3 separate regions of the Homo sapiens genome follow, and regions 1 and 3 are each linked to region 2. The links are chromatin contacts, found by Hi-C or POLR2A ChIA-PET in ENCODE. All regions are on one chromosome and are shown on one strand. Each heading gives the region's core, a stretch centred on a gene start or an enhancer-like site at or near the end of the contact. The rest is flanking DNA. Distances are from core to core; before and after follow the strand shown. Region 1 overlaps PPP1R37 (protein phosphatase 1 regulatory subunit 37). Region 2 holds the start of KLC3 (kinesin light chain 3). Region 3 holds the start of GEMIN7-AS1 (GEMIN7 antisense RNA 1).

What was found. Hi-C counts contacts between places; a loop is a spot of excess contacts on that map. ChIA-PET counts read pairs that join two places held with the same protein, here RNA polymerase II (POLR2A). Pooled maps may share reads with other maps.
Region 1: a pooled map shows a loop between it and region 2 (4-fold over the local background). The contact joins the enhancer-like site here to the promoter of KLC3 in region 2. A Hi-C loop is called at or near these places in 1 of 168 maps with a recorded cell type or tissue (transverse colon) and 8 of 50 pooled maps. POLR2A ChIA-PET finds 5 or more read pairs at or near these places in 3 of 52 experiments (OCI-LY7, activated CD4-positive, alpha-beta T cell and activated CD8-positive, alpha-beta memory T cell).
Region 3: a map of mammary epithelial cell shows a loop between it and region 2 (6-fold over the local background). The contact joins the promoter of GEMIN7-AS1 here to the promoter of KLC3 in region 2. A Hi-C loop is called at or near these places in 7 of 168 maps with a recorded cell type or tissue (GM12878, MCF 10A, PC-3 and 4 more), 8 of 37 single-sample maps with no recorded cell type and 9 of 50 pooled maps. POLR2A ChIA-PET finds 5 or more read pairs at or near these places in 3 of 52 experiments (OCI-LY7 and WTC11).

Annotation. Positions count from the first base shown.
Region 1 is chr19:45,117,311-45,120,022 of GRCh38, reverse strand. The region is part of intron 1 of PPP1R37 (protein phosphatase 1 regulatory subunit 37); the gene reads right to left. Among named protein-coding and RNA genes, the nearest start is that of PPP1R37, 25 kb to the right of the region's middle. RefSeq lists enhancers at 779-828, 1,009-1,058, 2,599-2,712. Within about 2 kb of position 1,447, at least 7 of the 41 ENCODE cell types and tissues checked have a DNase peak (open chromatin) inside an H3K27ac peak, as active enhancers do; they include OCI-LY7 and transverse colon, where a contact is called at or near this core.
Region 2 is chr19:45,339,380-45,342,150 of GRCh38, reverse strand. It overlaps KLC3 (kinesin light chain 3), which reads right to left and starts at 1,401. Exons shown (of 13, transcript NM_177417.3): 1 at 1,305-1,401. RefSeq lists a silencer at 1,416-1,505.
Region 3 is chr19:45,089,041-45,091,949 of GRCh38, reverse strand. GEMIN7-AS1 (GEMIN7 antisense RNA 1) reads left to right here and starts at 1,559. Exons shown (of 2, transcript NR_134887.1): 1 at 1,559-1,881. GEMIN7 (gem nuclear organelle associated protein 7) reads right to left here. Exons shown (of 3, transcript NM_024707.3): 3 at 432-1,843. The coding sequence starts at 1,835. The coding sequence ends at 1,440. RefSeq lists silencers at 216-400, 2,101-2,274 and enhancers at 509-558, 169-1,163, 1,164-2,159.

The DNA.
Region 1 (2,712 bases), core at 198-2,697, 220 kb after region 2:
AAAAAAAAGAAGGGGAAAATAAAAAATCTGTGCTCCTCATTTAAAAGCAAATGAACACAGAGATGGAGTAGCCAGTGAAGCAGCCGGGAACCAGGAACAAAGAGGGACCCCAGGCCCTTCTCCGGGCTTCCTGGCAGCCCCTAAAGCCCCTCCTGGGGCGGCGGCCTCCTTCAAACAGCAAGGTTGTGCGGGGTGCTGGGGGGTGGAGCTGGCTCTTCTCTGAGCACCACACCCACCACCTCTCATGTGTGCAGAGCCACAAGAGACACAGCCCTACCTGGCCACTTTCCCAGTGGTCTGATCCTGGGCCTGGGGCAGATGACAGTGGAGGACAGAGGGTGCCGGCTTGGGGCTGAGTGTTCCCACTGTTTCACAAGCAATGTATAGGTAAAATGATAGCTATCTTAGAGCTGCTGCAAAATAATGCAGGTGAGAGTGGCATGGAGATAGGCAGGAACAGATTGGCCATGTAGTCATCAATTCTGAAGCCAGAAAGTGGGTCGGTCCATCAGACTCATTATACTCCTACTTTCTTGTGTCTGAAAATGTCCATCAAAACACAGTTAAACGGGCCAGGCACCGTGGCTCATGCCTGTGATCCCAGCACTTTGGGAGGCCAAGGTGGGCAGATCACCTGAGGTCAGGAGTTCGACACCAGTCGGGCCAACAGGGCAAAACCCCATCTCTACAAAATACAAAAATTAGCCAGGTATGGTGACACATGCCTGTAATCCCAGCTACTCAGGAGGCTGAGGCAGGAGAATCGCTTGAACCTGGGAAGCAGAGGCTGCAGTGAGCTGAGATCGTGTCACTGCACTCCAGCCTGGGTGACAGAGAGCAAGACTCTGTCTCAAAAAAAAAAAAAAATTAGACGGGTGTTGTGGCACGTGCCTGTAATCCCAGCTACTCGGGAGGCTGGGGCAGGAGAATCGCTTGAACCCAGGAGGTGGAAGCTGCAGTGAGTGAGATCACACCACTGCACTCCAGCATGAGTGACAGAGAATGAGACTCCGTCTCAAAAACCAAAAAACAAAACAAAAAGTTAAATGAGAAAAAAAAAAAAGCAGCAGCTGCTCAGAGGCGGTGGCCCACAAGGAACCCAGAGGCGGCAGGTGGGCCGGGAGGGAGGTCTGGCACCAAGGCCAGTCTCTCACGACAGAATTAGTTATAAAGCCCAGCCCGGCTGTGGAGGCAGCCACCTGGGTGGCTCCCTGGGGCCCGGCCAGCAGGTGCTCAGTGAACGTGGGCTAAAGGAAGGAAGGAACTTGGGCCTCATGCCCACCCCTGAGGGACAGGACAGCCAGATGGAGGGTTGTCAAAGGAGAACTCTGAGGTACACGGTGAGGGGTGGCAGGAAGCTGGGGCTCCTGGCACAAGTCCGTAACTGTGGTGTCCCAACGTTCGGCAGGGAGTCCACTGACAGCTGTCATTTACTACGCAGTTATCTCAGGCAAGCCCTTTATGTACCCGAGCTCCCTGAAACCTTAGCACATCCCTGGGAAGGGGATATGGCCGGGACCCCCAACCCAAGACAAAGAAGAGGAGGGTCAGAAAGGTCACATCCCTGAGTGACCACACAGACCACACACTGTGGGGATCCTCCTCTTTCACTGCTGAGCCACTATGACCTTCAGAGTCAGCCTCCTAAATGAGAGCCCAAAGTCAGCTCCGTGGCCACACACTTGCCTTCCAGGAACAACATCCTCAGATGCCCTGTGACACAGGTCACAGGCCCCGGGCTTCCCACCCACTCTGCACTGGGGAACCCTCTCCCCCTGCTAAACTGGGAGCTCCCCTGGGCACTCATGGGGACAGCGGCTGGGTGCCGGGAGGCCTGGACATAGAATAGGGCAGTGACACAGGCCAGCCTGAGGGGAGGGCTGCAGCTACCTCTGTAGGCAGTTGGAAGCCCAGGCGGGGACTTCTGGCTGCTGAGCCTGTTCGGAAAAACCTCTGCCTGTGACTCCTTGGGAAAAATGAAGGGACGCTGGTGGTGAGTTCTTCTTCCCAGTGAACAACCGCTGGGCACCTCCACCCCCAACAGCCTCTCAGTAACCCAGAGGCCTGAGAAACGCGGATCACGCGGGGGCTGGAGCTGTAAGGCTGAGGAGGACACCTTCCCCAGCAGCCTCGGGCTCATCAGCTGAGCCACTGAGTCAACAATGCCAAGGACGAGCACTGGCTTACGGAGCCAGCCTCCTGCCAGGTGCTACTCTAAGACTAACTCTGCGGCCTCATTCTTGCAGCCCGGTCTACCAGCTGCCCTAAGCCTTTGCTCGGGTAGCCCCACTGGCCTGTCCCTGCCTTGGGTGGGATGGCTGGGACAATCTCCAGGCTAGGTTTCCCACCACCAGTCAGCGCTTCAGAACTGCATGCCCATGGTAGGCACACAGAAGACCTGGTGGGGACCTGCAGGGAGACTCCCTGAGATCACCTCCCACCGTAGAAGGAAAACCCACGTCCTGTGCAGTCCCCGCCATTCAGACCCAAAGCAGGCGCACAATTAGCTTAGGAGACCGTGCAGGAGCGGGCTGGTTGCTGCCACAGGCTTTCACTCGGCACCACCTGTCCCTGCACTGAGAGTAAAACCTCAACTCCTCAGCCCAGGACAAGGCCCCCTGATGCCAGCACTCCACCGGGGCTCACCCTCGGCTCGCCCACGCCTCCTCAGCCACTCTACAGGCTTTGTGGTTTGTTCCCGCCTCCGGGTCT
Region 2 (2,771 bases), core at 152-2,651:
TATAACCTCAGACACAGCCTTACACACACCACTCCACAGCCAGATTGACAACCACAGCAACAAACACGGCTCAACCACAGCCATCCAGCACTCGGGCTGTGTCCCAGACACACAGCAGCTCCCACACTCACACAGAGCCCCGGGTGCACAACCGCACAGCTGATAATCATAGGCACAGTCCCACACACTGATCCCTGACGCGGACCCCCTTTTCCATCCTGTCACCCGCTTGGAGGAGCATCCCACTTAAATGTCCACGTCTCCACTCCCATCTCCCACAAACTCTCCGTTGCACACCACTGCCAGCCACGGTATCAATGCAGATCACACACCCTCTAGTTCCTCTCTACACACACACACACACACACACACACGCACACACGGCTTCACACACCTCCACACCTCACTCATCCAACCCCAAGGTTCCACGCGCACCGTCCCATGAAACAGCTCCACTTCTGGACACAGTTCCGCCCAGCCCCATGCACCATCACAGTGACACACAATCAAAAGTCAATCATAGTCACCTATCACTGATCCAGTGCCACACTGTCCACCACACGCGCGCGCGCACACACACACACACACACACACACCAACAGGCAGAAAGACAACCACAGCCGCACAGCCTCTTGGTCAATCACACCTAATCCTACAACCAGTTCCACTCTCTGCCATGAAGACAGCCACACACACAGCCACACACATGCACATCAGGCCAAGCAGAAAGTCGACTACAGTCGCACTAGCTCTTGGTCGTAAAGTGCTACCAGCAATCCAATTCTACACACACACCATTCCAGTCAGAGGTCGCCCACGTTTTCACATTGCTAAAAGTGTCACATCATACACACAGTCCCATCACAGGGTTACACGGACAGTCGCTTTCACCCTCATACCCACAGCCTGACACACTCTCTTACACACACGCAAAGCCACACACACACACACACACACACACACAAACACAGGCAGGCAGGAGACTCCCATCGTGGCCCAGCCCCGCAAGCCGCACCAACTTACCCTGGCCTGCCCAGCCCCGCGCACCAGGCTCACCCGCAGTCACAAGGGCCCCCTCCCTCTCCCTCCCAGGCCCCGCCCCGTCCTCGCTGTTTACCTGCGCTGGGGTGGGGGGCATGGGACCCCAGCCAGGCCTCCAGATCCCGGAGAGCCCCAGGACGGGGCAGGGGGCATCCGGGAGCCCCAAGGCCCTTCCCCGTCTCAGGGCGAGCGGGCCCAGGGTTGCCCCCGCCCCCCATCATCGCGGCTCTCCGAGAGTCCCGCGCCCCACTCCCGGCACCCACCTGACCGCGGGCGGCTCCGGCCCCGCTTCGCCCCACTGCGATCAGTCGCGTCCCGCAGGCCAGGCACGCCCCGCCGCTCCCGCTGCGCCGGGCGTCTGGGACCTCGGGCGGCTCCTCCGAGGGGCGGGGCAGCCGGGAGCCACGCCCCCGCAGGTGAGCCGGCCACGCCCACCGCCCGTGGGAAGTTCAGCCTCGGGGCTCCAGCCCCGCGGGAATGGCAGAACTTCGCACGCGGAACTGGTAACCTCCAGGACACCTCGAATCAGGGTGATTGTAGCGCAGGGGCCTTGGCCAAGCTAAAACTTTGGAAACTTTAGATCCCAGACAGGTGGCTTTCTTGCAGTGCCTGCCCCAGAGCCTTTTCCTTGGTTGTGTGGCCTGCTTCGATCTCTCTTCCCACAGATCTCATCGTCTTTAGGTCTCTTCTCAAAGGCCACCTCCTCCGGCAGGCCTTCCCTGATTGCCCCCTTCTAAATGGCACCCTTCCACCAAAACATTACATACTCCTCTTGATTTTGTTCACAAAACTTTTCAGGGCCTAAAATTACCTTATTTATTTATTGAGAGGGAGTCTCGCTCCGTCACCCAGGCTGGAGTGCAGTAGCGCGATCTCGGCTCACTGCAACCTCCACCTCCCAAGTTCAAGCGATTCTCCCATCTCAGTCTCCCGAGTAGCTGCGACTACAAGTGTCTGCCACCACGCCCGGCTACTTTTTATATTTCTAGTAGAGACGGGGTTTCGCCATGTCGGCCAGGCTGGTCTCAAACTCCTGACCTCAAGTGATCCTCCCGCCTCGGCCTCCCAAAGTTCTGGGATTACAGGAGTGAGCCACCGCCCCCGGCCCCTAAAGTTATTTTATATAACATATATCACATCATTATGTTATGTTATATATTATGTTATTGGCAAGGGAATGTGATATCTAAGAATTGGGCTCAGGGTTCAAATTTGATTCCGGCACTTACTTGCTGTGCAGGCCTTGGGCAAGTAACTTAACCTCTCTGTGCCTCAGTTTCCCTAGTCAATAAAATATAAATAGTCTAAGGCTTTGAGAATTGAATGTTAACTAATACAGGGACAGTACTTTTTTTTTTTTTTTTTTTTTTTTGAGACACAGTCTCGCTGTGTTACCCAGGCTGGAGTACAATGGCGCTATCTTATCTTGGCTCACTGCAACTCCTGGGTTCAAGTCATTCTCCTGTCTCAGCCTCCCGAGTAGCTGGGATTACAGGCGCCCGCCACCATGCCCAGCTAATTTTTCCATTTTTAGTAGAGACGGGGTTTCCCCATGTTAGCCAGGCTGATCTCGAACTCCTGACCTTAGGTGATCTGCCCACCTCGACCTCCCAAAGTGCTGGAATTACAGGCGTGAGCCACCGCGCCTGGCCAGGACAGTACTTTTATCAGGGCCTCGCAAATAGAAAGTACTTAGTAAATACTCGCTACTGACTGTATATTATGGGTTC
Region 3 (2,909 bases), core at 310-2,809, 250 kb after region 2:
AATTACAATGCTAAAATAAATATGAGCCCATGAGCGGTATCATAGGCCTGATTTTAAAAAACAAAACCTAGGAGAAGGTAGAAATTCCAAAGGCGAGAGACGAATCTGCCAACCTAAATCCTGGGTGACAAGGCTGGTGGATCACCGAGGCAAGAAAGAACCAGCGTGAGCTCAAGCCACACCCCTAGGCTCAGACCCAACGCTTGACATTCGCCGCCGCACTTTCGCCACGCTTGCCGAAGCGCACCCGGCTAACTAGAGGAGGCGGGGCTGAAACCATAAAAGGGAACTGGGGCGGAGCGAGCTGCGTCGTCGCCAAGGCAACTCGAGAGCTAAGTCCGGGCCTCGGCGGAGCCGGCGCTGCGAATGGACTGATGGCCGCTGAGGCTGCTCCTGGCGCGGTTCATCATCGGCCGCCGCACTTTCGCGACTGAGACGAAACGACACTCACCTTTACTTAATGGAAGGCTTCGCTTACATCCTGAACTTAAAGGAACTACAGAAAGGGACAGAAACTGCTTTCTTTTTAAACAATGCGCTGAAAGGTTACTAGTGATAGGAGGCTTAGTGAAGCGCGTGATGTGAACGGCCACGCTGCAAGGCTGGAGAGAAAAGAGGAGGGAGTGAAGTTGCACCCTGATCGCGAATCCTCGGCCTTTTATCAGGGGCGCCGCCACTCGGGGTCCGACCATTCGCCTCCAACGAGGGGACAGCGAATCTGCTGTCGTGTGCAGTCCACAGCAACCACAGGTGGGGCAACAGGAGGAGCGCTTGGGCACGACCACGTGACCCAGCACGAGCCACCGCCCGCCCCAAAATGAAATCAAATCCTAATCTCCCAATCCCGGCATGCCGGTCACTCCAGCCTTTCCAGGAGACTTGCGGCCGTGCAGCCCCTACACCTTTATCTGGACTCCTGTCGTACTTGGCCCAGCTCCACTGGATTCAGCCCTTGGATAACCACCCTACCAGCCCCTAAAGATGACTCCATCCCCGTCGGTATAGTTAATTAAAGAAAAACAGGAGTCGAATTTTCCTGGGGTAACTGGTTCTTTAGCAGGAGGGGAGCACTGGGGAGTATCTTCAGGGTGGCTGGACTTTGCAGCCTCTTTAATAACTTCCCCCTGTGCAGGTTGTATCCTTTATCACCCCACCCCGATGCCCCGGTCTTCAGGAAATGGCAGCAGGCCCATATTTCTGTAGGGTTCAGAGTTCTGTGAGGTAGAGCATTCCTTCCAATGGGATCTTAGAATTCCTAGAGTTGCAGAATTTTACTGACTAGACCCAGGAGGTCTCAGGAGTCCAGACTTGCTTAAAGCTTGGCTCAAAATTCCAAGGGAGCTCATAACTCCATGGGGCCCAGAGTTCCTGGCTCGGGAACATTGGGAGGCCTGGGATACAGTGCCTTAGCCTCAAGCAGAAAAGTGAACACAATATCTTTATGGCTTGAAGGTATATGAAATAATGTCACTACATCGGAGCAGCGCCTCTGCTTGCACACCTATGGGAGTCTGCAGCTGTGACACGTAGAAGTTGGCCACATCCAGGTCGGTGGCTCCAAAGTGGGCGGCCACACGCACACCCTCGTGCAACGTGAAGCTCACCTGATGACCCACCATGGCCAGCAGGCTGCGGAGGTAACGCTCCCGAAGGGCGGCTCGTGCCCGCTGCTCCTGGGATTCCAGGGATTCTTGAGCTATGGGACACTCCTGGATTTCAGGAACCTCTGGCCTCAAGGGGGCTCTGCGTCCATCAGGGGCAAAGCCACGGCTGAAGCCATCAGGGCCCCGGGGCAGCCGGAGCACAGGCACGGGAATGTTCACTGGAGTTTGCATTGTCTTGGCTGTTGAGTGAAGAAAAAGAGCAGGAAGTCATTACATGGTAAGCATGGGGCTAATGGAGGAGGGAGGAGTGGAAGCAGAGGCTGGTCTACCAGGCAGCTCCACTGCACCTGCCCCAGACTGATCCACCCTCCTAAAATCTGTGCCATCGTCCCCCAATGGCTTGGATCAGAAACAAAAGTGTCACATGCACAAAAACATGAGCCCCGTGAAGGCAAGGACCTTTGTCTGCTTTTATAATGTTTTTATCTCAACTTATAGGCAATAAATATTTGCCAAAAGATGAACCTGGCCAGGCATGGTGGCTCATGCCTGTAATCCCAGCCCTTTGGGAGGCCAAGGCAGGAGGATCACTTTGAAGCTGGGAGTTTGAGACCAGCCTGGGCAATATAGCGAGACCCCATTTCTAAAAATATATATATATATTTTACATTAGCTGGGCTACTCAGGAGGCTGAGGGAGAAGGATTAGTTGAGCCCAGGAGATGGAGGCTGCAGTGAGCTGTAATTGTGCAACTGCACTCCAGCTTGGGTGACAGAGTGAGACACTGTCTCTAAAAAAAAGAATAAACCCCAGCTTTCTCTCACACACAACCCACCCAATCCATCAGGAAATTCTATCTTCTAGATAGATTCCCACTCACACATGAGCTAGCTTGAAAGGGCTCCCAGTGGCCAAATCTGGAATTATTTGAACAATACAATAATGATAGTTACAGATTATAACCCACTGGATAAAACAGAAATCCAGAATCCATACCAATAATAAATAAATGAATAAATAAGGAAGAGAAGGAAAATATAATCCTTACTGTAGACTGGCAAGTAAATAAATATAAAAGGAATAGATGCAAAAATGTGTGGATAGGGCCGGGTGCGGTGGCTCACACCTGTAATCCCAACACTTTGGGAGGCCAAGGTGGGCGAATCACTTGAGGTCAGGAATTCGAGACCAGCCTGGTCAACATGGCGAAACCCCGCCTCTACCAAAAATACAAAAATTAGCCGGGTGTGGTGTCATGCGCCTGTAGTCCCAGCTACTCGGGAGGTTAAGGCAGGAGAATCATTT